7 separate regions of the Mus musculus genome follow, and regions 1, 3, 4, 5, 6 and 7 are each linked to region 2. A link is a loop called in an ENCODE intact Hi-C map of the cell type or tissue named here. Cell type or tissue: heart. All regions are shown on one strand. Region 1 has its middle 63 kb from the start of Gm46687. Region 2 has its middle 130 kb from the start of Gm34187. Region 3 has its middle 5.0 kb from the start of Gm46687. Region 4 has its middle 120 kb from the start of Gm26314. Region 5 has its middle 49 kb from the start of Gm26314. Region 6 overlaps Bcor (BCL6 interacting corepressor). Region 7 has its middle 3.4 kb from the start of Gm34301.

Evidence for each region. A loop is a pair of places that touch in the nucleus more often than their neighbours do. Peaks named below come from ENCODE experiments on the same cell type or tissue, not always from the same donor. Only the 100,000 strongest peaks of a DNase experiment are listed, where the experiment ranks them.
Region 1: a loop joins it to region 2, with 2.6 times the contacts of the local background. A loop is called at or near these places in 2 of 42 quality-filtered maps.
Region 3: a loop joins it to region 2, with 2.0 times the contacts of the local background. A loop is called at or near these places in 6 of 42 quality-filtered maps.
Region 4: a loop joins it to region 2, with 2.0 times the contacts of the local background. A loop is called at or near these places in 4 of 42 quality-filtered maps.
Region 5: it touches region 2 in a loop (1.8-fold over the local background); 5 of 42 quality-filtered maps call a loop at or near these places.
Region 6: it touches region 2 in a loop (2.0-fold over the local background); 6 of 42 quality-filtered maps call a loop at or near these places.
Region 7: it touches region 2 in a loop (2.2-fold over the local background); 3 of 42 quality-filtered maps call a loop at or near these places.

Annotation. Positions count from the first base shown.
Region 1 is chrX:12,153,646-12,157,645 of GRCm38, reverse strand. It overlaps a transcript of Bcor not described here. Among named protein-coding and RNA genes, the nearest start is that of Gm46687, 63 kb to the right of the region's middle. In heart, a CTCF peak has its summit at 1,585; a DNase peak (open chromatin) is centred at 1,625; H3K4me3 peaks cover 2,245 bases; H3K27ac peaks cover 2,999 bases; H3K27me3 peaks cover 3,402 bases.
Region 2 is chrX:11,663,093-11,667,092 of GRCm38, reverse strand. No RefSeq gene overlaps it. Among named protein-coding and RNA genes, the nearest start is that of Gm34187, 130 kb to the right of the region's middle. In heart, no CTCF peak of the experiment used is centred here; DNase peaks (open chromatin) are centred at 1,322, 2,242 and 2,622; H3K4me3 peaks cover 1,898 bases; H3K27ac peaks cover 3,794 bases; H3K27me3 peaks cover 1,951 bases.
Region 3 is chrX:12,085,526-12,089,525 of GRCm38, reverse strand. It overlaps a transcript of Bcor not described here. Among named protein-coding and RNA genes, the nearest start is that of Gm46687, 5.0 kb to the left of the region's middle. In heart, a CTCF peak has its summit at 1,968; DNase peaks (open chromatin) are centred at 525, 1,085, 1,865 and 2,415; H3K4me3 peaks cover 3,468 bases; H3K27ac peaks cover 2,878 bases; H3K27me3 peaks cover 3,175 bases.
Region 4 is chrX:11,727,203-11,731,202 of GRCm38, reverse strand. No RefSeq gene overlaps it. Among named protein-coding and RNA genes, the nearest start is that of Gm26314, 120 kb to the left of the region's middle. In heart, no CTCF peak of the experiment used is centred here; a DNase peak (open chromatin) is centred at 2,492; H3K27me3 peaks cover 1,546 bases.
Region 5 is chrX:11,799,467-11,803,466 of GRCm38, reverse strand. No RefSeq gene overlaps it. Among named protein-coding and RNA genes, the nearest start is that of Gm26314, 49 kb to the left of the region's middle. In heart, a CTCF peak has its summit at 2,039 (motif pointing left); no DNase peak of the experiment used is centred here; H3K27ac peaks cover 340 bases; H3K27me3 peaks cover 2,174 bases.
Region 6 is chrX:12,075,497-12,079,496 of GRCm38, reverse strand. The region is part of intron 1 of Bcor (BCL6 interacting corepressor); the gene reads left to right. Among named protein-coding and RNA genes, the nearest start is that of Bcor, 3.1 kb to the left of the region's middle. In heart, no CTCF peak of the experiment used is centred here; DNase peaks (open chromatin) are centred at 636 and 2,276; H3K4me3 peaks cover 3,056 bases; H3K27ac peaks cover 2,693 bases; H3K27me3 peaks cover 3,218 bases.
Region 7 is chrX:11,996,709-12,000,708 of GRCm38, reverse strand. No RefSeq gene overlaps it. Among named protein-coding and RNA genes, the nearest start is that of Gm34301, 3.4 kb to the left of the region's middle. In heart, a CTCF peak has its summit at 1,534; a DNase peak (open chromatin) is centred at 1,528; H3K4me3 peaks cover 1,318 bases; H3K27ac peaks cover 2,803 bases; H3K27me3 peaks cover 3,607 bases.

The DNA.
Region 1 (4,000 bases), 490 kb before region 2:
GGGGTAGATAGAGACTGTACAGGGCAAGCTCCAGAGGTGACCCAGGCTCTAAGGAGCGAACCGTAGAAGCGTCTGTGTTCTTTGTCTTTCGCGGGGCTGGCAGCCTGGCATTCACAGCTCAGATAAGGATCTACTAAGAGCCACAGCCCATCGCCAGCACATTTAAGTGATTAGTCTACCGCCGGTAGCCACTTAGGAGAAATGTCTTGTCTTTGAGAAAGAAAAAAAAAAAGCGGCCTCATGTTATGAGTTGTATTGGACCCTTCAGACCCTTCTTTGCTGCCTGCACACATCTCCCTACCGTGCCAGACAGTAAGGAGAGCCTTTCCTAGATAGGAATCTGACCAATCCTGTTCACATGAACATTATTTATATTTGGGTGTCAGTAAAATGTAGTCCACTAATGGCAGAGGACTTTCCTTTCACCCAGCCTCACCAAGAACGAGGTAGCTTGGAATCGCGTCTTGAAAAATCACCTTGAACAAAGGTGGGCTAGGAGAGTATTTCTGAAAGACCCCTGCTGTGTCCTTCAAGACCGCGGGGAGAGTGTAAAGATGCGGTGTCTGATCCCTGCCTGGAACTTGACAGTAATCCAAACGAAATGAATGCCAGCAGAGAGCCCAGTCCCCAGGCTTGGCTAGCTCTTCCTTACAGTTCTAGCACTCGGGAAACTGAAGCAGAGGATTGCCTTAAAGCCCAGGCCCACCTGGGATCCAGCGTGAGACTGTAAGGGCTGGGGGAAGCTACTCTTTCACACCACCAAGTCAGGCCTTTAAGGTTAAGGAGTCAAGAGATAGTTTGAGGCCATTTTTGCTTTAACTATCTTGTGGACAAAAACAGTGAACGTACTCTCCACTTTGCCCAAACATGCCTCCCGAGAGACCTGGGGTAACTTTAACTTCGGGGGAGAGTGCCCCCCCCCCCTTTACCCATAGGAAGGGAATACAATAATACCCTAGCAAGCATATGTGGCACTGGCGTGGTCTACACACAGGAAGCCTATTCTCCTCTGACCAACTCTATTATGAGGTGGACACTAAGACTGCTTTCCTTGCCTTAATTGTGTCGCCCCTGGGGTCCAGAACTGTTAAGCAGCTTGCCCAAAGCCCTAAGAGGGCCGTGTGGCCTCTCCCACGCTGTAGCCTGTGTGATTTAAGGGTTTTCCCCCCCTAAGGGAAAAAACCTCCCTCCCAACCCTCCCAAAATTTTGTGGCTTAAGATGCCCAACATCTTTGGCTGCCCCCCCCCCCCCGCCGGCGCAAGGAAAACTCCAGACTTAGGTAACAGAATCTACTGTGACTCGTGACTCTGCAGCACAGAAAGGGCCAAGGGAGACAGTGCAAAGGCCCCTAGCCCACCTAGCCGCATAGCATCCGGCAGTCACGTCCGCCGGAGGTGACTAGGGCCTGGGGGTAGCCGATTGCTCAGGAACTCCTTATCGCCTATCTTCAGTGGTCCTGTGAGGCTTAGGTAAACGGCCACCCGCGGTGGTGACTGGTTCGTGCAGGTCCCCCGTCTCCAGGCGCGCCCCTAGGCTCCTCCGGTGGGTCTGGCTAGATGCCCAGTGGCGCCTCCAGAAGCTCCGGTCTTCTCTCCACTTGAGGCGCCAGCCCTGAGCTAAGCTCCCCTGCTTGGAGCTGGAGAGCCCAGTTGGGACGGCTGGATCCGGTTGTTTGCCCTCAATCCAGCCCGATTACCACCAGCTCCCTATTCCCCCGAGCGCGCGCACAAACACGCTTTCCAAGCGCGCTCCAGGCCTCCACTTTCCCTTCCTCTTCCTGGCTCGCTCTGGTGCTTCGAAAGCTCGCGGCGATTGTTTGCTTCGAAGAGTCCAGGTGGGGAAGGCTGTGCCCCTCCCCCCCCCCCCCAGCCCGCATAAGTGCACACGCTGTTAAAGCCTGGGGCGCACAGCCAGGCCTATGGACTCCCTTGTCCCCCGAGAAGTGGCAGCTGCTAGAGAGGATCGATTCTACCCGTGCTTCCGAGAGACACAGGAGTAAAAATAGGAGACCTTAGCCTGTGTCTGAATTTGGGGACGGGAGAGTAAATCCTATCTCCCAAGAGGACTAGTAGGTTTGCACCGCACAGCTTATGTGGACCACAGTGTGACATCCCTACGTGTTCTGGAGAGGCTGAGCGGCCTAGGCGCACTTGGGGGCTTAGTGGTTTGGGGACCCTGGGAGAGACTGTCAGAGGGGGGGCGGAGCAGGAGTCCTCACTCCTCAAGGCAGAACACCTTTTTTGGAACCTTGAAACCCAGGGGAGCCGCTGCCATCTTCCAGTCGCGAGTCGCTCCTGAATGTTTCTTTAAGGCTCCTTCCCGGGTCGCGGCTCTCTCGCTTTCCACAGGCTAGAAAGATAAAGTCAGGGCCGGGGGTTGGGGTGGGGGACTGGCTCACACAACTGTGCTCTCGACTTTGCCTACCAAGTTCACTGTGGTCCCAGAGTGTACCCCTCCTCCCCAGGCCACACCTCGATGGGGGCCTGTCCTGTTTCCTTCCTCGTTGGTTCAAATCTCGAGTTTCATGGAGAGAGGGCACATTATATTGCCAAAGTCACTAAGTGTCCCCCCCCCCCCAAAGTCCCATAAGGATAACCTAAACACAGGATTCCCACACCCCGGGCTGATCCTTCCTCGCCTCCTGGGATTAACTGGACTCACAGGTCCATAAAACACTTCCGGCGGGGCCAGAGGGTCTGTCTGCAGAAACACTTTAAAATAGCCCTCCGTGGCCGGGAGTCGGAATTGACACAGACAATTCCTGTTTTTTTTTTTTTTTAGGCTATGAAGGGAAATCGTCTGAAGCGGGGGGGGGGGGGGGGTAGGGTAGGCAGCTTCCAGAAAACAAACCAAACCAAAACAAAAACGATGCACCATTTTAACCAAATGACACTGATTCAGGGTAGCATGGGTATTCAACGGGAGCAGACAGGTTGCACCTGGCTTCTGACCACACTTCAATGATGAACACAAACACTTTGAAACTTGGGGGCTAGTAGAGGCAGCCTCCCCCTCTGTGAGAGTTAACACTACCTCTGCCCTCCTTAAGTAGATTGAAGAGGCTGGAAGTATTAAAGTGCTTTGCAAAGGCAGCTTGGCCCGTCCATTTCGCTGTGGTCAGGGTCTCTCCCACACATGGAAGGCACCAGAGCTTTGTTAATTAAGAAGTAGAACTAAGACCACCCCCCCCCCATCCCTGCAAGGCTATGGAAGATACAGTCAAGCCCAAAGCACGTTCAGACCAGGAATCCCCACCCCTTTCTTTTACATCACTTCGAATTAAGTTTCTGAAGAATGGGCGAATCTTTGGAATGCTCTAAGAAAAATTCACCATTAAAATTCGAGGTTAATGAGAACGAAAATAGTCCTTTAAAATGGATTAAACCACATTTTAAGACAAGAACCGGAAGAATATAAATTCAAAGTAGCTTCTTGGCCTTGTCCCCCTAATGTAGGTCTGGAGAGCAGATGCTGGTAGATAGCCCACCCACCACACACACACACACACACACACACACACACACACATACACACACACAATCTGGGACCGGGAAGTAGGACTTGACAGATTTGAACAGCAAGGTGATGTAGGTCTGCTGGGCGAAGACCAGGAAGCTAGGCAACGACTTGGCTTAAAATGAATATGAAAAGAAAGACTTAGGCCTGCTGGTGTTTCCTGGAGGCCTAGAACTACTCAGAATGGGGAGGTGAGGGGTGCTCTGTAATCTTCCCTGAAGGATTCAAGCAATCCTACTGGCCTGGGGTGGTGGCCAGGTGCAAAAGGGATAAAGGCCTAGGCAGAGCTTTAACCCAACCTCTCTAATTTGGCGCGGGGTGGGGTTAGAGGTGATGTAGTGGAGAGTCTCTGCTTGAGCTCCACGGGCCTCCCTCTCACTTCCTTGGCTACGCGCGGCCTCTGGCTAGGACTAACCAGCCTCCAGCTCACTGTCCTAAACCCTAAGCCCTTCCCGCCTGGATGCCCAAGCTGGATCCTCAGGC
Region 2 (4,000 bases):
CCAGAGCCACCCCAGACCAGTGGCTTTTGGGTGGTTTGTCTCACAAATTTAAAAAATGAATTTCGCAGACAATGGGGGGGGGGTTAGAAAGGAGTTTTATTGTAGGTTAGGTGGGAGAGGAACAAGGAAGGGCTCCTGAACAGCAGGACAGTCCAGAGAGAAAGGTTTCTCTTCGCTGCGTTAATAAGGCTGTCAAGCATGGTGGGCTATTCAGTCCAGCTGTCCCACCCATGAGGTGTGAGTGTGTCTCTCTGTTTGGGTCACATCCCACGGAGCTTCCAGGCAATGGGGGCTCACTTAGGTTGTGTAAACGGAGAGGAAAGCGTATAAGAAGCCAAAGCTCTCTTCTGGCATTTTTGGCCTCTTGCCAGGGCAGAATCTAACCAGGAACTGAGGGGAGTGCCTCAACGACAGAGGCCAGGCCAGGACCGGGGCAGGGCCTTGTCCTACCGCCCCACCCCCACCCCGTTCTCCTGAAGAAGCTACTGCGGCGGCGGGGGGGGGGGGCGGCGGGGGGGGTGGGGTGGGGGGAGCTTAGAAGACACCGGAGTAGCATTTCTCCGACCTTCTCCAGTCTTCTCATCTCCTGCCCATCTCCTGCCCATTTTGTCCCCGGAAGGAAGTTCCAGAACTAGGAAGGCCACAGAAACTAGAACCCTTCTCTGCCAAACCTGGAAGGGGAACTTTGTCCTTCTTCCCTAAAGCTCCTCATCCCAGACAAACCCCACCGAGCCTGAGGGCAGAGAATGCTAGAAAGCAAGCCTTGTCTGGCTTCCCTCTCGGCCGATTAGTACGACAGCCCGATCCCATTTCCACAAGACTGTCCATTCTCCACTGAACCCAAATACAAATGATTTCTCTGGGAATTTAGACCTTCAATCTGAAGGCTCTTGTGTCATGTAAAATGTCAATTAACTAAATTTGTTACGCTTTTTCTCTTCTCCCTACCCTGTTATTTGTTCTAGGGATACCACTGTGACTCTCAGGATGGCTTAAGACTCTCCACCACTCACTTTCTGTCCCTACAAAGTTGTACCTTAATAATAGAAAAAATCAATAGAAAGTGGACATCTTCCAACTGGTTACTTTGGTGAGAGTTGCCTTGAAAACCCAAGGGAAAGGGTTCTAGATAGGGAGTCTTCAGAAGAAACTGCCCACTTCCTCTGAGAGGTGACAGTCTCTCTTCAGGCAAATGATGCTGGAATGCCCCCGGGACTGCCCTCAGCTGCTGATGGTTCTCTAAGGTCGTTCTGGGGCCAGCATGGGGCTTTCCCAGAAGACCCACAAGTCCCTAAGGCCTTTCTTTTTCCTGCATTCCAAGTCTGAAAGCTAGCTGCAAGCCCGGCTGTTCACAGGAAGCTTCCGTGACTTGGAGTCTCACATACTCTAGAGTGGGTTGGAACTGGGCTTACTGGAGGCAGTAGGAACTGGATGGAGTAAAGTCCACAGGGCCAGTCTGCTGGCATTCTTGGCAGTTTGAGGCTGGGCCACAGGAGGAGTCACTATCCTGGGGCAGTGGGGCTTATGGTCAGTTGTAGCTGCTGGGCGGGCTTCTCGAAAGCGGGTAACCTAGCTGGAGACCAGCTTAGCTTCCCTGTGTCCCTCCATCTCCCTCAACCCTTTAAAAGCTCAGCGGGCTTCTGTTAACATCTTCCCGGCCTTGGAGAGGGGGTTAACACCAGAAACCCCACTCTCCACACCTCCCCAGCAGGAAGTCCCCCACCGCACTCTTTGACACAGACAAGCCCACCCGACCGGCTGTCGCCCGAGCCCGCCAAGCGTAGCTGATTCTGATCCAGTGTCATTAATTTCGAAACCCGCGTGGGTTTCATCAGCATTAAGGAGAAGCTGGGTTCGCTGCCGCCCCCGCCATCTTCCCTCTCCACCAGTGACCGTGTCCTCAGGGAAGAAGGGGACTTGTGGGCGACCCGAGTTCCCCAAGCAGCGCGATGAAGCCCCCCAAAAGACCCCCCTCCCCTCCGCCTGGAGCGTTGAGTCCTTGGCACTTCTCCGGGGACAACAGGGCGGCCCGGAGGGCAGCCGGAGGCCCTGGCACGGCCGCGGGGTAATTGGAGAACCTCGGAGGCCAGATGGGGGTGGGGATGTACCCTGGGGCTGCGGGTCCCGTCCGGCCGAGACCTTGGAGGGGGCTGGCCGGGCACCGCGAGGCCATTAGGGGCTCGGTCGCTCCGCACCCTCCCTGCGGCTCCGCCCGCTCATTAGAGGAGGCCTGGCCGGCCGGTTCGCCTCCTCCGGCCGCCAATTACCCGCCCTGCTGGCTCCCAGCGCGCCGCGGGGCCAGACAAAGGCGCGGGCCGCGGGCGGGCGGGGGAGGAGGACGGGGGAGGGGCGGGGAAGGGAGGGAGCCCTGGGCGCCCGCGCCTGCAGAGCCGCGGCGGCGGCGGCGGCGAGATAAGGGCTGCTGGGGCGTCGCGCTCCAAATGGAAATGAATCCAGCGAGCGGGCGCGGCGGGCGAGCCCAGCAGCCAGGCCCCCTTCGCCCCCGCGGCTTTAGCTCCACGACCCCAACAAGTCTAGAGACCCATCCACCCTTGGCACCCGGAGTGCCAGCCACCCCCTTCCTCCCTGAGCTGTTGCTGCCCGTTGAGAAAGTGCTGGAGCGAGGGCACGCCACGTGCCTCCCTCTCCATTGCTCCGGAAACCTCGCCGGGAGGGTTGTGCTTAGCTCGGTGAAGCTAACCAAAGCCTTCTAGGCTTGCTTGCTCACCACACCCCTCCTCCCCAGAGCTAGTCTGGCACAGCCAAGTTGGGGGTTTGGGGGGAGGGGGTATAGGCATGGCAGCGCCTAGCCTTGCTGATGGTCAACCCCCCCCCCCCGGGCCCCGCTTCTCTTTCTTTTAATATTTGCAAAATGAGGCTTTGAGAGGCGAAATTATTTTTTTCACAATTCCACGGGTTAGTGGCAGCATCTAGGCCATAGTTCGCAGCCTTCTAACATTTTCAATATCCTGACTTTTCCAGGGGAAAAAAAAAATAAAACGCAACCCGCGTAAATCTTCACTATGATATTTTCAGCTGTCCTTTGCAGAGCCTTTCTCACTGGAGTGGCTTTTCGTGTGAGGGAAAACAGGCTAGGACCTCCCAGCTAGTCACAATGACTTCCGCAGAGGACATTTAGTTCCTCAGGTTGCCTTCTGAAAACCATGGATACTTGTTCATTAATTAAATACAAGATTATTAGGCAGGATATAAGCTTTGGTTTCCAGAATCGGTAAGCCAGGAGGGCCCAGGTTTGGAGCCTGAGTTTGTAATGTGCCCTGCCCTAGTTCTCCTGTCTTGGGGGTGGGGTGGGGAGGGGTGAGGCTAGGAGACTCCTGGGGTGCCACAGGGAATTGCCCATTGTTCTTTGGTGACATCTGTCTCCCTGGCTGCCAAAGGCTTTAAGAGGCAGCTTCCTTTTCAGTCCAGCACAGGGACAGTACAGTGCTGGAACAGTCCTGGTAAGGGTCAGGGAGACTCGAGCCTCAGGGCATGCCTGTGGGATGAAATGTAGACCGCCCCAAATGAAGACAAATGTCCCTCAATAAAGTGCTATTCCCAAGGGTCCTCCTTGCTGTCTGCTGTCAGCAAGGTTTAGGGCTCCTGAGGTCAAGGTCTTCCTCCTAGCCCGTGTCCCCCCCCCCCCACACCGCTCCCAGGCTACTTAGCTTCACACAGAGAATACCCAGTAGGGGCCCTGGCCTCCTCCTCCTCCTGCCTCAGAGAGCAGGCACTAAGCCAGAGGCTGAGGGAGCTAGCCAGGGAAGCTTGATGCAGATCATTCTGTCCTCTCTGGTGAAGCACCACCAGGAGCCAGGCCATGTCTGCTGGAAGAGAGGAACCCTCCTTCATGTGCATGCCAGGGAGAACCTGCCTCACGCCCCAGTTATCGGTTCCTAGCAGTTGCTGACCTCCTCAAACCCTGTCCTGAATCATCTTACACTCACCCACCGAAAAGGCCCAGCCAATGGCCTCAACGCAACTAACTCCCCAGGTGCCC
Region 3 (4,000 bases), 420 kb before region 2:
TGAACCGAGGGAGCAACACTGAGCCCCCCCCCCCCGCGCTTTGCAAGGTCTTCCCAAAGGCATGCTAAGTGAGTGTGGGTGAGGTGGCCAGCCACCGGGGACAAGGTTTTCTGTCATTTGTCCTTTGAGTCCATGCTTCCCTCTTGTTGCCCCGTACTCTATAAAGAAGGCCTACAGTAAATGAGTAAGGTTCCAGCCAGCCTTTTGAAAAGGAGAATCACACGCTAAACACTTTACTTCGATCCTTTCCTTTATTCACTGACTGAGAAACAGGGCCCCGAAGGACCAGACGAAAGCCAAGTCAAGTCAACGCACCAAGGATCAAGGTCATTGAGTGCCAAAAGTCTGGGGTCACAGACAAGAACCCTGGTCTCTTCGAAGGCCCGTGGTCACAGTCCCTGTGTCCCAGGCCTTCTTCCTGGAGCGCTGGGGCCTCTCAGGAGAGAAGCGTCGGCGGGGCGGCTTGTCTGTGAGTGGAGGTGGGGGTTGGAAGGCGGTGGCGGGGAACCCAGCAAGAGAAGTTTCCACCACGCTCTGCTCTGTTGCTGCCAAAATCCCCTGGCCCCTCCCCGCCCGCACTGCCTTCCGTTGCCACCACAAGTTTGGTTTAACGAGAGAGCTCGGGACAAAAGCAAACCTTTTCTATAGACCCTGAAAACAAAGGGGAAAGAGACGCGCGAGGCCGCAGAGAAGCGGCTGCTAGCGTAATGGTGCCAGGCCGAAAGCAGAGCATTAGAACTGCAAAAGCCGCGCGGGCGGGAGGAAGTGCGAGGCAGGAGGCGGGAGCGCCGGGAGGGCGGGCGGGGGAGGGGCGCTGCGCCATGTTTCCGTGTCACCCGCCGAGTCGCCGGCGCTGGGCTCGGCCGCCGGCTCCCGCCTGCCTCCGTAACGGCAGAAAGCGTGCGATTAGCAGCCAGACAGGCGGGGACTCCGGGCCCACGGGGCCGCCGCACACGCCGCCCGCGGTCCCGGCCCGCGCTCCCCTCCCCCTCCCGCCGGGTAATCCTCCTCCTCGCTGCAGCGCTGTGTGCACTCTCATTAGAGCAGGGTGGCTTTTCTCTGCGCACTCGCTCGGCTCCCGCTGGCAAAACAACGCCTTCCCCGGCCGGGCCCTGGGCCAGGGGAGTCGGGGAGGGCCGGACGGGGGCGGGGTGAGGCTGGGACAGCCTCGCAGGTTAGCTCCGCCGCCGGTTCGAAAAGATGGGGAGGACCCTTTGGCCCTCCCCCACGCGCAGTGCCAAAGCCGAAGGTCCATACCAGACTCTCTGCCCCTCGGGAGAGGGGGGAGATGCTGGTGCCATCCTGACCTACTGCCGTCCGCGGCACGAGGCCAGAATGCGTGGGGCAGATGAGGGTGTCTGGGTTGAAGAGCGGGAGTGGACACTGGGGAAGGTTCCCACAACTGGTTTTTGACCCGTGTGGCTTGCTAACGACCTCTTAAGGCCAGAAGCTGGATTTCAGGTGTTGTTGCCCTAAGACCCTCAGGGAGATCAGTGCCCTTTCTGGCTTTGGGGTTGACCGCCCAAAATGAGTAGGAAATGGGTGGGGGGAGACTCCAGTGCTCCGGAGCGCCCCATTTCTGTTCCGCGATCTCTGTACACAACAGTAGACAGCTTCTCCCCGGCACCTCGCGCCCAGCTGCAGGGCTCGGGAGCAGGTGTTCCTGCCTGGCCCAAGTGGCGGCTCAGCGCCCCTCCTGTCCCAGCTGCGGGGCCCAGAGAGGAGGGAGGGGAAAGGCGTGTTGGTGGCGGTAACTGGGAGGGGGGGGACGTCTCGCCGGACCTTGCCTAAAATGGGTCCATTCCGGGGTGCGGACAATCGCCTGGAGCCTGGAGGAATCTAGGAGGACAGACGGCCAGCTCCCGTCTAGGACTGCCCTAGGGGCCAGCACTGGCCGTTCGGGGCGGCGGGAGGGCTTCCGGTCCCCGTGACTGCGGCGGCGGGGCGGCGGGGAAGTTCCCGTCGCGGCCGCGAGGAGCACCCTCCCCTGGCTGCCGCCGCCGCGCAGCTCTCGGAGCAGCGCCCTAGGAACCCCGGGGCATCGGGCGACGTCGCCCTCGCCTTGTGAAGGGATGGGGGCTTCAGGGTGTTCCTCGATCCCCGCCCCGCCCCAGGGACCTGAACGCGGGATCGGGGACCCTGCGGGATCGGCCGCGCGCCTCCCAGCCCCTCCTCGCCGCTGCCATGGCGGGCACGTGAAACGCAGCTCGGCGCCGGGAGCCCGCCGGGGAGCGGCCTGGCCCGCCCGCTCCTCTTCGCAGCGGGTCCAGGGACGCGGAACCAAGTCGGGCCGGGTCCCGCCGAGCTCTCCGCGGCCCCGCACCCCATCCCTGCCCGAACCGGGCCTTGAGGTCACGCCAGACGACTCGTCCAAGGGGAACTCGGGCTGACTAATGGGACGCTTGTGGGCCTCCGGAGAGGCCGGGCTGGCAGCAGTGCCCGCTCGCTCTGCGCTGACGCTGCGACCAGGCTCTTCGGGGAAGGGCGAGAGGAGGGGTTTCCCCGACCGGTGGTTTCGGCTCCCTGGGGACAATCCGGCTGCGGATGGCTCTGGGCTTTGGGTCCTGTAGCCTGATCCCGGGCCCGCAGACTGGAGGTGCTTACGGGAAGAAGGTGCCTCAGAGCTCTGAGCCTGTTGTGGGGTCTCCTTTGCTTGCTATCTTGGGCCAGCAGCTTTATTGGGGGGGACGGGGGGCGGGGAGTTGCAGGTCACCTTGAGGGCGTGGGCTTAGATACCAAAACCTTCAACAAATAGAAAGTCTTCCGGAAATCCCTCAGTGAGGAGAAAACAATTGATAAAACTCAGGGAGAGTCCAGTTTAGTTGGGAGTTCTCAGGGTCTGGGCCCTCCCCGCCCCCCACTCCCGATTACAGGGTCTTGTGAAAATCAACAGAGTTTTTTTTATTTTTTCCAACGAACAGCCACCTCATTGTTGACATAGTTATTATATGGCCCTCCCAAATATAGCTACCTGTTTGTTTTAGTTTCAGCACATCCTCTCGATGGTGAGACAGAAATATAGACCAGTAATAAAAGATAAACATGTGTCAGATGCAGAATAAGTCCTCATCGCGCATCCCTGGTTTTGAGTTTAATTACACTAGAAATCCAGTCCTCCCACGAGAAGGCCTGAAACCCTGCAGTAGAGGTGCGACTTTTCCTGGAGAGCCTCGCCTTTGGAGAGGGGTTGCTGGTGGAAGGCAGTTAGGTTTTAAATGTCACTTCCAAATGAAAACGCTTTCCGTCAGCTTTTTTCTTTTTTTGATGCAGTTTTCGAAAGGAGCATTTTTTCGAGATAAGAAGTGACCGATCAAAATCGCTGAGGGGAGGTTGTAAGCAGCCGCTTTGCCCCAGCTTAGCCTTATCTTATCTTTCACACTTGCATGGCGGAAAAAAATTGGCTTATCTTTATCCCCACCCCATTCTCGCCTTAATTGCTAAAAAACACTGGTGTGTTAAACGGGCAGGAAGGAGGTCTCTGGATTGTCAGCAGAACAGGAAGATTCAAAAAACTGTGGGCTCCTGGGGAAAGAAGAGGGTGACAGAGTGTATTTTCCCCCCCCCTTGGCCTTTCTTGTACAGTGTGGAGGGTCCTGTCCCAGCTGGAAGGCACCATGATCAGATTTTTTTTTTCTTTTTAAAAAGAATTAAAACCAGTATGGCTTTGGCTTGGGCATCTTCCCGGAGCCTCTTTTTTTTCTCGACACCCTGTTTACCAACCTCTCTCCTTCATCCCCTCCCCCTCCAAACAACAACAACAACAACAACAAAAAAGGTCAGTGGGTCTCTGATTGAGACTCCCTACCTTCATCCTCTCTCTTCTGTGTTGAGGGGTGGGGGTGCCGGGTTGGGACGTGCAGCTTGCTGGAAATCATTAAAATATATGCGGGTGTCTGCAAACACACACTTTTAAATCATGGCGTTCCCTCTCCATGCTGGTATATTTAAACTCCAGAGCGAGCTGGATCCCCTTCCTTTCAGTCGTTTGTCTGTGTCACCG
Region 4 (4,000 bases), 64 kb before region 2:
GAAGTAAGGCCATCTCTGGTAGACCTTTATGTGTAAAGGTGACTCTTTATGTGTAAGATGAGGAGTGAGGACTGTCCCAATGGTTCCTTGGTCTGGAATTATCAGAGTGTGACGGTCGTTGTCGCACAAGTGAACCTATGTGCTCATGGTATCTAATAACAGCTTCTGGATAAGGTCATTGTGGCAGCTGGTTCCCTCGACCTTGATCTTTCCTACTTAGGGCATTCTTTCTTCCTCTTAAACTGTTTGCGTGTTTTGTGTGTGTGTGTGTGTGTGTGCACGCGCGCATGCATGTATGCACAGGAGTGTGGGTGCTTAAAGGCTTAAGATCCTCTTGAGCTGGAGTTATAGGTAGTAATGAGCCACCTAATGTGGGTGCTGAGAATTGAGCTCAGGTCCTCTGGAAGAGCAGCCTATCCATAAACTCTGACTATCTCTCTAATCCCTTCTGCGCTCTCTTTTTTTTTACATCATTTATTTTTTATTAGATATTTTTCTTCATTTACATTTCCAATGCTATCCCAAAAGTCCCCCATACCCTACCCCCCCCCACTCCCCTACCACCCACTCCCACTTCTTGGCCCTGGCATTCCCCTGTACTGGGGCATATAAAGTTTGCAATACCAAGGGGACTCTCTTCCCAATGATGGCCGACTAGGCCATCTTCTGCTACATATGCAGGTAGAGACACGAGCTCCCGGGGTACTGGTTAGTTCATATTGTTGTTCCACCTATAGGGTTGCAGACCCCTTCAGCTCCTTGGGTACTTTCTCTAGCTCCTCCACTGGGGGCCCTGTGATCCATCCAATAGCTGACTATGAGCGTCCACTTCTGTATTTGCCAGGCCCTTTTGTGCTCTTAACACCACTGTTGGATACCCTCGTTAGTTCTCCAGCTCAGTTCTCTCAGGACTCCTGCCTTCTTTTAAGAACCCATAAAATGACGTTGGAACTTTCCAGAGACCTCTGTGGTGGCTGATGACCTATCTATGCTGTCATGCGCGATGTGACAGAGCAAGCAGCTGCTCTGACCACCTGCTGCTCCATAGTAAACTACTCCAAACTTTAGGGACCTGCTCATTGGATATATTCTTTAGGCAAGCGTTATCAGGAATGACTCTCTCCTGTTCTGGTCTCTGTCAGCTTGGGGTGGGGGTGGGGGTGGGGGCTGGGTTATTTGAAAGTCTGTTCACTGATATGTCTGCTGGTTGTTGGTTAATACATTACTTAGAGCTGGTGATCAGAACGCCAATTGGCTTCCCCACATTATGGCTGCAGGATTTCAGGAGTGATGATGTCAAAAGACAGATACCTCTTCTAACCTAGCTTTGGAAATGGCGTCATTCCTACCATATTCTATTTAGAGGAAAGCACTTTCTGAAGGGCACCACATCCGTCTCTTGAGAGAATACATGTCAAAAAATTTGCAACCACCTTTCAAACCCATCAACAGCGCCTCTCAGCTTCCTTTTCTTTACTGCAGGACTTGGGGGCTTATCCTTCATGATGCCTGGTCCCCTGTTTACCTGGTTACTGTCATACCACCTGTCATTCAGTGGTGCCTTTGTGGATACCAGAGTAGATCCAGACTTGCTTGGACCAAGGCCAAGCCAAGCCAGTAGCACTTCACAGGGGACAATAATTTGGTTCGTCTTCATACCGGAAAAACCCAGATCCCTAGCACAACAGCATTTGGTGCAAGTGTCACATAGACCCAAATCAAGGTAGAGGTGACTTCTCTTTCATCTATGGTGGGTGGTCTATGGCTGGCATGGAAATTCTGTTTTGTTAAGTCTATAGGTTGCAGGCTCCTTGCATCCCATGACTCTGACATCTTAGACCGCCAGGTGGACTGGAGACCAGCATGCCATGTTGTGACTAGTGGAAAGGAAGACGCAGAACTATTTCGGAAGGAAGGCTTTCAGAACTGTCACAGGGTACTTCAGATTATATCTCACTGGCCTGAGCCTCTCTGCACCAGTGGGAGCCTGGGAGATGTAGTCTTTATGTTCAGTGACCTTATGCCGAGTGAAATTTCAGCTGTTCTTAGCCTAGGGAAAGGGGCAGAAAGGAGACTGTGGGTCAGGCGACAGATTCTGTCAAACATTAATTAAAAACTCTTATTCACAGGACAGATTTACTTGGTGGTTTACTGCCCCTGGGTAGAGAAAACTAATGGTCTAAAATGGTAAAATATCTTACCCTCTTTGTAGTTCCTTGCATCAGCTTTCTTAGGCATTTCTTCAAGTCAGACAGTTTGTGGGGGGAACATATTGAAGGAGTTACAAATTGCATAATAAAGCAAATACTCGTTTGTGCCAGATAGTGATACCATCCTTTATTTGGCTTTAGAGTGGGAGCGGATGGCAGGTAGCTGTATGGGTGGAGTACAAAAATACCCAAAGAGAGGGTCTGTGCCTGGCAAGAGTGTTTTTTAAATTACCATAAAAGGCTGCTGTTTACTTTGGTAGAAGCTTGTGGAGACTTGCGTCAACTGGCCGGGATGTTTCTATTTATTCCAGTGATATTTTGGATCCTCTAATAGCCTGGTGCTCTGGGCAGCTGCCCAACTGGCCTGCCCAGCCCATTCTGTGTATGAAGACATTTGGAGGAACTTCACAACTTAGAAAAGATGCACTATCTCCATCAAACATACGATTTTTGTCCTCTGTAGGTGAAATGGGTCCACATGTAGTTCCATTGCCTTGCTATGTATGTAAGCAACAGGATTTGTTTGTTAGGGATACTGTAACCAATTGGCATGCATAGGGATGCTTAGAGGATACAAATGCATTTTCTCACATTACTAGCGGTTGAAAGCATAGAGTCAAGGTGCTATAACCCTGTCAAACCCAGGGTGTCCTTTGTCCCTTTTGAAAGTGATAGAGGGAGATTGGCTCCAGGCTTCTCTCCTAGCTGCTGGCAGTTCCTTCACTTATGGCCAAGTGATTCCAATCCCCAAGGACGTGTGTCTGCCTCTAAATGTGTCCTTTTTATAAGGATCCCATCAGATTAGAGACCCATTCTGTACTATAATCTTATCTTAATTAATTGAAACTACAACGACCCTAGTTCCAGTTGAAGTCACAGTGTGGGGTACTAGGAGTGAAGAGGCTAACATACAAATTTGAGAGTATACATCTCAACCCGTATCAGAGACATTCATGTACAGAGTGATTATATATGATTACATATGTACACTTCATACTTGTGTGTGTGCCAACGAGATTGTGTACGTGTCAGTGTATGTGGCTGTATATGTGTGCATGAGACTGTGTATGTGTGCTAGAGCATGTATGTGTGAGAGTGTGTGTGAATATGTGAATGAATGTGTATGTGAATGAGCATGCAAGTGTATGAGCACATGAATATATGTATGTATGTGTGCATGTGTGATCAAGCGTGTGTGTGTGTGTGTGTGTGTGTGTGTGTGTGTGTGTGCATGATGCTTGATGGGCAACTGGACCTTGTTAGGGTCTGAAATTGGCCACCCCAGTTTCATCCCTGGCACCAAGTAGAAAAACACAACTGTTAGTGAAGTAGGTATGCGAAGGCAGTGCAGGGTTCAGCTGGCTGCGGTGGAGGTAGGGTGCTTGCAGAGGTATTTGATGCCTATGTTTTACAACTCAAAGCTCACTGCAGGCGGTGTAGACCACAAAATTCTTTTCCCCTGCAACCAAGAAGTCCAGCACAGGACCACTCCTGGGTAATGAATTCAGCATTCACTGCTGCAGTCAATATCCCCGGTCCTTCCTTTCTGCTCCACCATCCTCAGCCTATTCATGCTGGCCCTTGGTCTTGTCTCTTGTTGCCAACAGAGCTTCCTTAGCTCCTGGAGTCATGTTCCAAAACAAGTTCAAAGGCTTGCTGACAGAATGCTCTGTCCTCTGGTCCTTTGCAAAGAGCCCTGACTGACTTCTTCCTTCTCCTCTTTGGTCATAGTCATGCCACTGGGACAGGAAACAGGACGCCCGTGGCTAGCTTTGACACCTGTGGTGTCA
Region 5 (4,000 bases), 140 kb before region 2:
AGCTGTGCCCCAAGCCTAAAACCCTCTTATCAGACGCCTACTCTCCCCATTTCGCTTTCAGCTTTAAGCTCCAGGAAGTATGGGCAACCCCCACGGTAAACAAAGGCAAACGCTTTCTTTATCTGCAGCCTTTACTATGCTAATGTTCGTTGGGAATCTTCCGGAGTTGGGTGAGGAGGCCCCCAGCTTTCCATAAGTGCTGGGCCACAAAAGGCCTATGCCTACTTTGCTGTCTATTAACCCAGTGTTGGGGGCGGCGGGGGACTGGGGGAATGCTCCTGGGAATAACAGCCCCTTATGACCCCACTTCCACTTCTGGAACCGGTTTGGGATTTAGCCCTGGGAAGAAACCAATCCTGTTCCTTGTTTATAGTTGGCTGCGAAGATCCAAGTGTGGGAGCCTAAAACTAATACAGGTTTTGTGCTTTTATTTTATTTATTTATTTGTTTATTTTAAAGAAAAGTAGTTTGAAGGTACAAATTACTTCCAGAAGGGGATCGTGCAAGGTCCAGACCCTGAAGTTATTAGTATTCAGGTGAAACCTTCACCTGTGCACAGACATCATCATGGGCTCATGGAAAGCTGGGAACAGGCATGTGCAGAGCGACTGGTTAGCTGGGCTTGGACAGTCTCCTCAAACACTTCCATACAGCATTGCCAGGCCACATGGCCTGCCTGCTTCTGGGCTCACAGCCAGTCTGTGGTTTGCTCTGCCACCCCAGGCCAGGCCTCATACAAGTGAGTGGTCCCAGGCGTGTCCTCTTGGAGCCTAGTGATTGAGGGCAGAACCAAGCTGGCTGGGCAAATCTGTTCCACTTTCCCTCATCCCAGTTATGTTTCTGTACCCTGTTCTGAGTGGAGTAGGTTGATCCTTAATTGGATCCCAGGGCCGGGGCCATTGGCTTCCTGTGGGGTTTGGCCAATGGGAGGCACCATCCGACCAGTAGGAGGAGTTAGATATTGGAGCTTTTGTTTCCCCATCTGGGCAGCAAGTTTGCCAGTGGCTATGTCTCCCTGCCCACCCCAACGCTCACTTAGAGTTCTCTCTCAAGGTGGGCCAGCTGCTCTGGTCTCTAGATGTTTCCTATTTATCCCACGGTGCTTCCTCTCAGCCTTGTGTTTCCTTATCTGTGCCCCCACCCCCACACACACCTCTGACTCTCTTGTTATGTGCCATCCATTCCAGATGCCTCCTCCTCCTGCCAGCCATCTCTCCAATCACAGATGAGAGTCTACCTTGAGTTTCTATTGGTTCATTTGATTGTGCACATGTAAAGGTTGAGGGGTGGGGGATATGTTTTCTATCTTCTTTTGGCTTGGACTTCCTCTTGCTCCGGCTTGCCATGTCACTGGGCATTACTGGGTCGTCTCTGTGGATTCCCCTTTTTCTGAATATTCAGAGAGGTTATGGGAGAAACAGACCTTTCTCAACTTCCTGAGTTTGGGAGTAGACAAGGAGACACTATAATTTCTCAGAATCTGATAGACCTCTTCATGGCATATGAAGTCAGCCACATAAATTATGGAACTTAAATAACGGTCCCAGTGATGGGATGGTAAATGCTGAACAACGGGCTCCCTGCCCCCACCCAAGCCTTGATTTGTAGCATCTGCTGATCGCCGTGGTGTAAATATTCCCACCACAGCTAGCCTGGAGCTTCCCACATGATGCGCTGACAGTGAGCTGCGGGGGGAGGGGCCGGGAGGCACGAAGAGGCTACTCAGCATTGCAGAGTACTTCCACACAGACTAGACTACAGGGACTCCGTGGCGAAAAGACTTGTAGGCTGTGGCAAGGTAGGAAGATGTGAATGTGCAGAATTTGCTTCGAATACGATTTACCCCATTTCAAGTTTTCATTATTTGTATTTAATTTATTTTAAGTTATATTAATGGTGTGTTCAACAACTGACTTGCAAGTTTTCAGAAAATTTAGTGATTGGCTCTTCTAAATCAGCATCCTAAGGCTCCAGCACATGTGGATGGGTTGTATTGGCTGGATGGTCATGGAAAGTTTTCGTCAAGGTAGAAAACAAAGGCAAGGCAAAGCTGGCATTTCAGTTGCGCCACCTTGTGGCACCACCAAACAGCACCATATCCCCCCTCAAGACCGCCCCCCCAATCCTCACTCCCCAACTTTGGTCATGCCATGACCATTTGGGAAGACTAAACATCTTGGTTTGCCTGGAACAAACCCTACTTTAGCTCATTACACTGGATTAACTCTGAGTAGCACCCACTTCATAGTCTCAGAAGTGCCCTTGTTTGATCAATAAAGATGCAGTCAGTCATCCAATCTGTACCTAGTAGATTGCAACTTGTTTGAAGGTCAGGACTAGGTTCTATGTTTTTGCATCCCCAAGCCAAGGAGGCTTTTAACTTATGTTTGTCAAAAGACCGGCAAAAGTGAAGGCTATGGAATAAGTTTTCCTGCCTTGTTGGTTATGCTGATAATCGCTAGGGTTTGGAAATGCAGGGATTTTAGAATAACCTGATTGGCCCTGTTATCCCTAACCCATCGTCCTTGTCCTCTCGCATGAAAAGCCAGGCTGAGAGACGTCAGAGCCTCGTCTCCCAGGGAGCGTGCGGCAGCCAGAGGGTGTTGGTCTGGCCATCTGGTACAGGAACAGTTGAGCCGTGTGGGAGCCCAGCTGGCACGGGAATCCTTGGCTGTCCCCGGCAAACAGCATGGGGAGGAGAGCCGTGGGATCAATAGTAATTTCCTTCAGAAGAACGGCGATGTAGTGTGGTTGGCAATGGCATTGGGCTTTCCCTGGCACGGAGGGCTCTAAATGCAGTTGCTTCTCGTAGCTAAGAAATGGACATGCAGCAGTACGATGGGCAGAGAAGGGAACAAGGGTGGGACTTTCCTGGCCTGAGCCCAGGAGAGATTGCCAGGTTGGCTGTAGAAACCAGCTTTTCTTGTGCTTGCCTGTCATTGGTATAGCCCTGTAGACACTTTGAGGCACTGACAGAGAGGAAATCGTGGAAGCTGCAACATTCCCACGGGCCTGCTGGAACATTCCCACCAGCTTGCTGGCACCTCCCAGGCAGCATCCATCCACTCAGCTGTTGAAGGGAAGCATCAGTGTGTTCTGGGAACAGGCTGGGGCTGAGGTGGGAAAGAGGGATCTATGTCTTCTACTCCTCACTACCCAGATAGGAAGGAGCTAGCCCATGTTTCTGAAACGGGGTCATCTCCCCATACAGAAGTAGTGTTGAGCCCATGGTGCTCATTTCTCACTACCAGTCTCAAAAGGATGGGTCCGTCTCCGGTTGCCTCTGGAAAGATGAGCAGGAGTCTTGCTGGACAGGGTGTGGATGCAAGGTGGGGGAAGAGTGCTCTACTTCCCACTTGGAATTGCCCTTAGCTGATGGCAGTTGGATTGATTGCCTTGACCGCCTAACTTCTGGAAAGCAATTCATTCTGCGACTGGTCTATATGGGGGCATGGAAGCACTTGTCATAGTACTTCAATTCTTGACATCTCTGCATCTCCAGACCATTCCGTTGGCTCAGCTGAAGCCTCTGTGAACAACTGCACTGTAGTTTCATGCCTTGCTCTGCCCTTCATGTGGCCTGCCTCCCTCACAGGTGTTCATGAGAACACCATCGCTAAGCTTCTGCAGATAGGTGTGTGTATCGGGAACTCTTTCCTGGGACACCCAACGGAAGCCGGGGTGTATGTGTGTGTGTGCGATGGTTCTAGGGGCAAAAAGAGCCTCTCTCTCTCTCTCTCTCTCTCTCTCTCTCTCTCTGTGTGTGTGTGTGTGTGTGTGTGTGTGTGTGTGTGTACACCTGGCTAAGGACTCCATTTTCTATATACATGTGTGCAGATGTATACTAAGGGGAAATGTCCTGTTCTGTGGGCCACACCCAGGATGCAAACCAAACCAAACCAAACCAAACCAAACCAAACCAAACCAAGCCCCTGGGAGGAGCTTCAAGTCTCTACAGTTGGTGACCAAGGAGATTTCAGGATGGGAAGTTCCTATGGTG
Region 6 (4,000 bases), 410 kb before region 2:
GCCGAGCGTCGGGAGTCAGGCGGGGGGGGGGGTGCTGGGCTGGAAGCTGGGAACCTCGTCTCGGCGTTACCTCGCTAGCAGGAAGGGGAGGGCGGCGGGTTCCCGTCTGCTTTCTTTTTCGACTCGGAAAAGAACTGTAAAAACCCCCAGCCGCCGCCGCTTCGTCTGGCCTCTCCTGGGGCCCGGCGGTGCCTCCGAGTGGAACGCCGGCTTGAGCGTGCGCTAGTGTGTGCGGCGGGCGCCTCGGACCGAGCCGAGCTCGACCTGCCGTCGTCGCTCAACTCCGGAGGGGAGTCCCGGGTTTTTCCTTGGCTTGCCCCAAAGCGTGAATCACGTGGAATAACGGGGGCGGGGGGGGGGGCCTACTAGGAAACAGCGGAGAGCCGGAGATTCGGAATGGGCCAGTCCGGCGACCCGTCAGGTCAGATGCATTGTTTTGTAAATGTTCTTTTAAGATTCTAATTCGACCCCCCCCACCTCCATCCCTTCCCTTCGGGAGGCGTCCCAAGGCAGGTTTTAAGTTCGGAGCCTCCTGGAGCCCTTGTAGACTGCTTGTTTAGGGACGGCGTGGGGGAGCGAGCAGAGCCCTCGGCTCTCCGCTTGGCTGTACGGAGCCTGGTGGGAAGCCCCGATGGGCGTGTGAAAGTCTGCGGCCCCGGGAAGTTGGTCCCACTCGGAGGGAGGGCGACGCGGAGGCTCCAGGCGAAGAGGAACTCGCGCACCGGGCGCGATCCTCGGCTGAGGCGGGGAGGGCGAGGCGGCACAGGGCCAGCGCTTGAAGCAGGCGGGAGGCTGCGCTACGGAGCCGCCACAAACTCGGGGGCTGCGGGCTGCGGCGAAGAGAGCCTGCTATTTTCGAAGAGAGCCTCCGAGCGCCCTGAACGGAGTAGGGCGGCTCGTGGCACGTGTAGTCCCGGCGGACTTCTGGCTGCCCGGCGGCTCAATGGAACACGTACCCACGTCCCGAAGACGACCGAACCTGTCCCCTTGTAGGCCGAGGCCGAGCCAGGCTTAATTTGCTGTTAATGAATCTTTTCCAGAAAGTCTGCGACCTCCAGCTAGACTCTGAATACCCGCGCGCGAAGACGCGCGCCGCCGGCGTCTAAAGGGTGGGGGTTGGGGGAATAGAAAAGCGAAGAAGGAACTGGAGGAGGGTTATGTTTATTTAAAAACAAACCTTAAAAAGAAACCAGCGCGCCTCAAATAGGTATTCGTCCTGCCTGGTTGCGTCTAGACTAGACAGACCGGGGTTTTAACTGTAACCCCCTCCCTGCGCACCCTTATTGAGAGAATGCTAGGGATGAGTACTGCTATTTGGTTCTAAGGTTAGTTCCTTGGACGGAAAAAAAATACTTTAAAATGGACCGGGAGGAAAAAAAATGAGGAAATAGCCCACCCCAGAAGGTGGTGGGTGGTGAGCAGACAGACTTGGGTATTTCTAGCCATCTGACACTTCTGTGGCATTGGAAACGGACACCACCACCGGGAGAGACCGACCTGTACACGGTACTGGATTTTGCTAACAGAATTGCTTGTGTGGAAGGTATTTCAATTGTCGACCTCAGAGACACCTATATGTGGACTCTTGGGGGGAATACTCTCTTCTCGACCTTTCCCACTCCATCCCCGACTAGTTACCTGGTCTGGGTTGCAGTGTCGCCTCTGGTGTTTATTTGGGATTGAATTGTGTCGTGTAGACCTACGCGGAGCCGGGATGATTAATATGCCGTCCAGGTTTAATCTGAGGCTGGCCTTTAGTGTGCGGAGTACACCACCACGTACGCGAATTGCCTGCGGTGGTTAGGGGATCACGCGGGTTTCGGTCACCAGGCGCTGGGCGGGTAGGTCTGGACTGGGGCTCGATCGGCCCCAGCTCTCTCCTTTGAGGCGCTGTCACCAGTAGGTGACTGAGAGTTAATTAGGAAGTGTTCTCTGGATCAATGGGCCGCACAGCTCATTAGCGATTCTTTCCAGCCCTTTGCAGGGCCGGCCTGGCCTCCGCCTCCCACACAGCCCGGGCCCCCGCGGTCCCTGCTGCGGAGAGTGCCGCTGGGAAGTGGGGAGGGGTGGTCAGTGAGGGACAGCGGGCAGGCCAGAACAACTTCGCAGGGCCGTGTGTTGCGTGCGCCGCCGCGAGGTCCCCACAGCCCGCTCTTTCTTCCTGCTCGCGGCCGCCTCCACTGTGTCTTTAACTCGCTCTAGCTCGCTTTGCTGCCTGGCTGCTCCTCCCCGCCTCCCTCGCCTATCTCTTGTTCTCTAAGCACGACGCCTGTGCTCCCCGCCCAGTTTGGGATTAGACAAGATAAAAATAGGACTGCCCAGCGCGCAGAGCTGTGACAGTGCCCGGGTAGCCGGGCTGATGCGAGCGCAAGGGGTAGGGTCTGGGGAAGACTAGCAGGGTGCTCGGGTCGGCCAGATTCTTATTGGACCCTCACCTCCTACCCCGCAGGCGCCGTCACGCTCGCTGGACTCCTTCCGCTGTGAACCGTGCGGGCCAGGGGGACCTGAGCAGGGTCTCCGCGCTCTCGCGGGTGTTGTTGGTGTGCGGGTGATAGATCGGTCTAGACAGGCATGCAGACTCCCTCCCGGCTGAAGGACGGGGGGTGGGGGGCAGTGGAGTCGGCAGCCGACTCCGGAGAGCTGTGAGCTAGCAAGCTAAAGCTAGCCTGCCGACCCAGCAAGCCGGGCTTGCTTGCCGGGTGGAAGGCAGATTGAGGGGGTGTCTCTTAACCCTTTAAGTGCGGTAAATAGTTTAATGGGGGGAGGGACAATGAGTCTTGTAAAAGTGACTTATTAGAGTGGTCTGCGGGGTGGGGGCCTGGGTTCTAGACCCACTCGTGTTTTCCTTTCTCTTCTGTGTGCATCCGCCCATTCTTTCACAAATCGAATGCAGCTGCTCGACAGAGTACTAGCTTGACCTAGTACTCCTGATTCTGGGAACTTTGACCTCAAAATGGGCACCCTCGCCTAAGAATCTGAGTTTCTGAGCAGACTATATAGACCTCTCTGTTTCCAATGGGGACCTGAAGCATGTAGGGGGATACTCAAAGTGAGAGAAGGTCTCTCTGACCCAGACGCCTCCAGATTAAAGCCCCCCCCCCCAGCCTGAGATGCCAGGCCAGCAAATACAGCATGTATGTATTGGTGGCAGAACACAGCATTCCTTGAGTTGTCCATAAATACTTAACCACGAACTTGTGAATAGTTATAATCAGACATGTGGGAGAGACAATCCAAATTGGAGATGGTCTGGACACTTAAAAAAAAATTCTATCATTCGTGTATCGATGACCTAAAATTTACTGCAGCTCACCATAAGTTAGTCTAGTTCTATTCGGGGCTGGATATTGATAGGTAGGTTCCCCTATATAGAATTAACTTATTCCCTCCCTCCTTTCCCCCTTAAAAATGTGTGGCCTAAGGTTCCTCTGTTTACATTTAAACTGCAAAGCCATGCTGGTCAGGCCAGGAAATGAACTTCATTATATGGCTAGCCAAAGAACCTAAGCAGTAGAAAGGGAATCTCAGATTAAGATGTATCTCTGAATGACAAGTGCTGGGACAAATCTAGAGACTTTGGTCCCAATGTCCTAGTAGAAGAGATGCCCAGGAGATAAAGAACTGGACAAGAGCAGAGTAAACACGGGTATGTAAATGTAGACCATGTATAGTGGTATTCTAAAAGAAAAACTGTAGATGTCATGAAACTGGAAAGTGGGGCAGAGTTTCCATGTGTTGCAAAGACAAAACCCATTTAAAGAAGTAAAGAGGGTCACTTGGGAAAGCACAAAAGGCACGCATATGCATACATACCCTGTGCTTAGATACAGGGGCCTAATTACCAAGACCTCCCCTTTGCCTTGAGATGGACTTTTCACTAGTGAGACTGATTGAAAGTAAGAGGGGAGCCAGGGCGTGGTGGCGCACGCCTTTAATCCCAGCACTCAGGAGGCAGAGGCAGGCGGATTTCTGAGTTCGAGGCCAGCCTGGTCTACAAAGT
Region 7 (4,000 bases), 330 kb before region 2:
CAAAATATCACCACTTGCAAATGTTTCCAGTTTGCAAAATAATGGCCTATCCAAAGTAGCTAAGCAACGAATTACTCAAACACTAGAAGGTTGGATGCCAATATTATCACATTCGTCCTGTTCCTCAAACCGTCCTTCTTCTCGGCCATTGGATTTCGGAGGGAGGCTCCCGGGCCTCACACCCCTAAGCCTGCGGCTTCCTTTCAATGACTATTTCCAATCTCCAAGTCAAATCACTTATTAATTATAGAGGCAACTCGAGCAAACCCAATTACCCGTAGGCAACCCTTCCCAGATGGGAAGTCTGTCTCGCTCGGCTCCCACAGTGGCCCAAGTTCTGGGGGGGGGGGGGCTTCTTTTGCGTCCTATTTCTTTTCGTCAGTGCCCCTCCAGCGGCCGGAAATGTTTCTTTTCCCAGACCCTTCTTCCCAGAAGCAACTCCTTTTCCCTACCCTGATCGCTTTCCATCCTTCCAGCTAGGAGACATCCATCCCCGCCCCACAAGAGGCGCTGCCTTCAGGCTAAATTTACTGCCGCGCCAGGTTTAAGCCTTAGGCGTTGTAGACCTGGCGTTGGAATGGCGGAAGCTTGAGACAGAGCCCTATTCATTTGTAAAGGATGGCTGAGGGATTCGCTTGGTTAGCAACCCCTCGCTCCCACTGTCCTCCCTTCAGGCCTAGCTCGTGGCTTCTGCGCACCTTGTTTTGCAGGAAGCGTGCCAGAACTCCGACAGGCCTTAGCCTCGGGTTTGTGTGTGGTGGTGGAGATCTGACTAATGTCACCACAGTTGTGGCCTTGTGGCAATAATGATTTCCACCAGGATATTGTGCCAAGCATGTCACCTACTACCCATATGTATCTCTTCCCAGTCCAAGCAGCCACCCTTAGATGGGCGTCATTTCTTCCACTTTGCAGATGTAACATCCAAGGTTAAGAAACTCGCTTCAAATCACGCAGCTAGGTGGAAATAAAGCCTTAATCCAAAACCCGAGTTTTCATTCACAGCTTCAAAGACACCTTCCGGAATTGTAGAAGCCATAGGGGGCGGGAGGGGGGGACTGTTAATTTGGTGCCGAGGACGCCTGCCTGGCAGACTAAAGCCCTCTGAGGTTTCGGGCTAGAGATTTAATCGTGCTCTGGGACTAGGAAAGGACACACGGGTCAGGGGGGCACCCGGATTACTGGCACCCGTGAGATTGGAGAGGAGTGGGGGTTGCTGCGTTGGTTGGGGCTGGGGCTTTGCAAAGCCTCGGGGAAGGGTTTGGCGGCCCTTTCACCATCGGCAAAATCGCTCCCCAGGCTGGTGGTGGGGAGGACGACGGCCTCGCCCCAGCGATCTGGGCGGCTCACGGAGAGCCAGAAGCCTAGGGAAGTCCCCAGAGGCCGCCGGCCGCCGCCGCGTTTCCGCGGCGCCCTCGCTAAGATGGAGCAAGCAGTTGTGCGGAGGAGGGAGGGGAGCCGGAGAGGGATGCGCGGGCGAGCTGGTAACCGTCTGCAGCGAGGAGTGTAATTGCCCCTGTGACCGCGGGCGGCGAGGGCGGGGCGCTCTCCCAGCCTCCTCCCTCCCACTCCGCCGCAGGCGCGGAGCTGGCCGCCTTTGGCTGAGACGCGAAGCACCTAAGGGGCTTGGCCCTGTACCGCCTAGCGAGGCCAGCTCGTCCGCGCTCCGGTCCCGCGCACACATCAAGTCCCTAAGATCCCAGGCCGGAGCAGGCCACAGCTTCCCTCTCCTTCAGGGTACGCCTTGCCCAGGCCAGGGGCTGACGATCAGATTACACTGGGTGACCCTGCCTGTCCATTCCCTAGAAGGGAAGCAGCAGCTTTCACGGTCTTGCATTTCACCCCCATCCCCCACCCTCCCACCCCACCCCCCAAAACAAAACAAAACAAAAAACTGAGGGCTAAGGCTGCTCTGCTCGACAATAGGAGAAGAGGAGAGATGGGACCTCAGAACAGAGCGCCCACAGCCCTTAGCGTGTACACTTTGCCTTTTGATGAATTCCTGGCCCTGGGCCCCCGCCAGAGGTGGAGAAAGGGGCCCCATAACCAGCCAGAGTTTGTAACTCTGTGTGGTTTCTGGTTTTTTACTGCTCGTTTGAAATTGTTCCATAGGAAAATGTCTGCCAAGGAGGCCTGAAAGGCCTGGAGCCCCGCTCCACCACCCGGGTGCCAATGTGCCAGCAGTGAGTGTGCACGAGTGGACTCGCGCCTGCGGGCCCCGGGAGGGTTGGAGGGAACATTTTACCCTGCAGCAGCGCTGTGAGCACGACATGCAACCTTGAACCTGGTACCCACGGGTCCCCTGTGCTGCGGCCTTGGCCCAGACTAGCACCCCAGTGCGCCTCTCATGCCTTCCTTCTGCCCCCAAGGCAGGCACTGTTAACCCAGGCAGGTGACAGCGCTCTGGCGCCCATCGTGCCGTGGTCTTTATACCTCGTGAGTTCAACACTAATGAGTTATGGGTTGGCCCACGAAAACATAATGTGTAAATTAGGAATTTAATGATGTGTAAGATTAAAAGCTGCGCAGGGTTGCATTTATTTAAGGCTGCCATCTTGTGTTCGCAGAGAAATTACTTGAACGACATTGACCTCCTTCGCCCATGTGATTGGGATTGGTGTGAGGGCTGGGTGGGGTCTGGGAGGGTCCCATGTGTTGGGACTTGAGTCCTCTTGGGCTCTTGCAGGGCCAGGTTGTGCTCTGGGGAGGCAGAGGGCTCACTTTGTGTGAACCCCTTGGTTGGAAGCCTGCCCAAGGCCAGATAAAGCCCCTGGTCTTTTCCTAGGTCCCAGGTTCGCAAGGCATCAGGGGTTGCCAATTCCTGGGATATTCCCTACACCTTCTAGTCTAGATGCTCTCTCCTACTGTACAGGCTATTTCCCCCCTTTTGTGTCAAAGCTGGGAAAATTTAAGGCAGATTATCCTCTGTTTTTATGTCCTTAGAGAGGGCTTCCTGCCCCGTGTAGCATCCCTGGGCCCAAACCAGAAGCACCAGGCCCCCATCCCCTCCTGGCTAAGGTTTCTGAGATGGAGACAGTCCTTCAGTTTTCTCCTGCAGTCCGACTGTCTCAAGTGCTCCTCCCATCCAGGGGATACATAGGAAACTGTACCGGGCAATGCTGGGCAGCCCTGGGGTACATACAGAGTTCGCCTGCTTGGGAAGGCCAACCACAGTGCACTGAGAAATGTGGACTTTCCTCCTTAGCACACAGCTGAAGCAGATTGGGAAGACCTGGAAGAGGAAGTAAAAGCAGACATGGAAAGGTTGGGTTCATGAACTTTGGTTTCGGAGTGAAGGCTTGTTTTAGCAAATGGCAGAGTAGCCGAGTGCCTTAGGGACTTTGGGGTGGGGGTGGGGGTGGGGGTGGGGGTTCTCTGTAGCCCCGGCTGTCCTGGAACTCCCTCTGTACACCAGACTGGCCTCGAACTCACGGAGATCTACCAGAGATCTACTTGCCTCTGTGTCCCAAGTGCTGGGATTAAAGGTATGTGCCACCACTGCCTAGTGGGTGCCTAGGGATTCAAAACAAAACAAAACAAAACAAAACAAAACAAAACAAACCCAACCCTCCCTGTGGCTGTCTTCTAGGCTTTGAAAGGGTTAATGGGCACACTGCCACTCCTGGTTTCTCTGTTTGCCCAGGCCCTAGGTCTTACCTAACCAATTGCTAAAGGGTTATATAACTGTAGAAGTTTCTCTTCTTTCCCACTGGCTGGGAGTCTCAGAAAACCCCTGCTTAAGTAATCAAGATAACCTTTTTAAAATTCCTTAGGGTCCAAGAATTTTGGTGTCCTCCTCTGTAGTTCTGTTTGAAAAAAAGAAAAAAAAATAAGGGGGGGGGTGGAAATGGGGAGAAGAGGAGAGTCTGTAATCTCTAATATCCACTGAAGCCTGCCTCTTTGGCATACATACATCGTCCAGATAACCTTTATAAGTGTGCCCCCAAGTTTCTGAGAAAAGCTTCTGCTGGACACTGGCCAGGGAGGGGAAGAGGAGCCA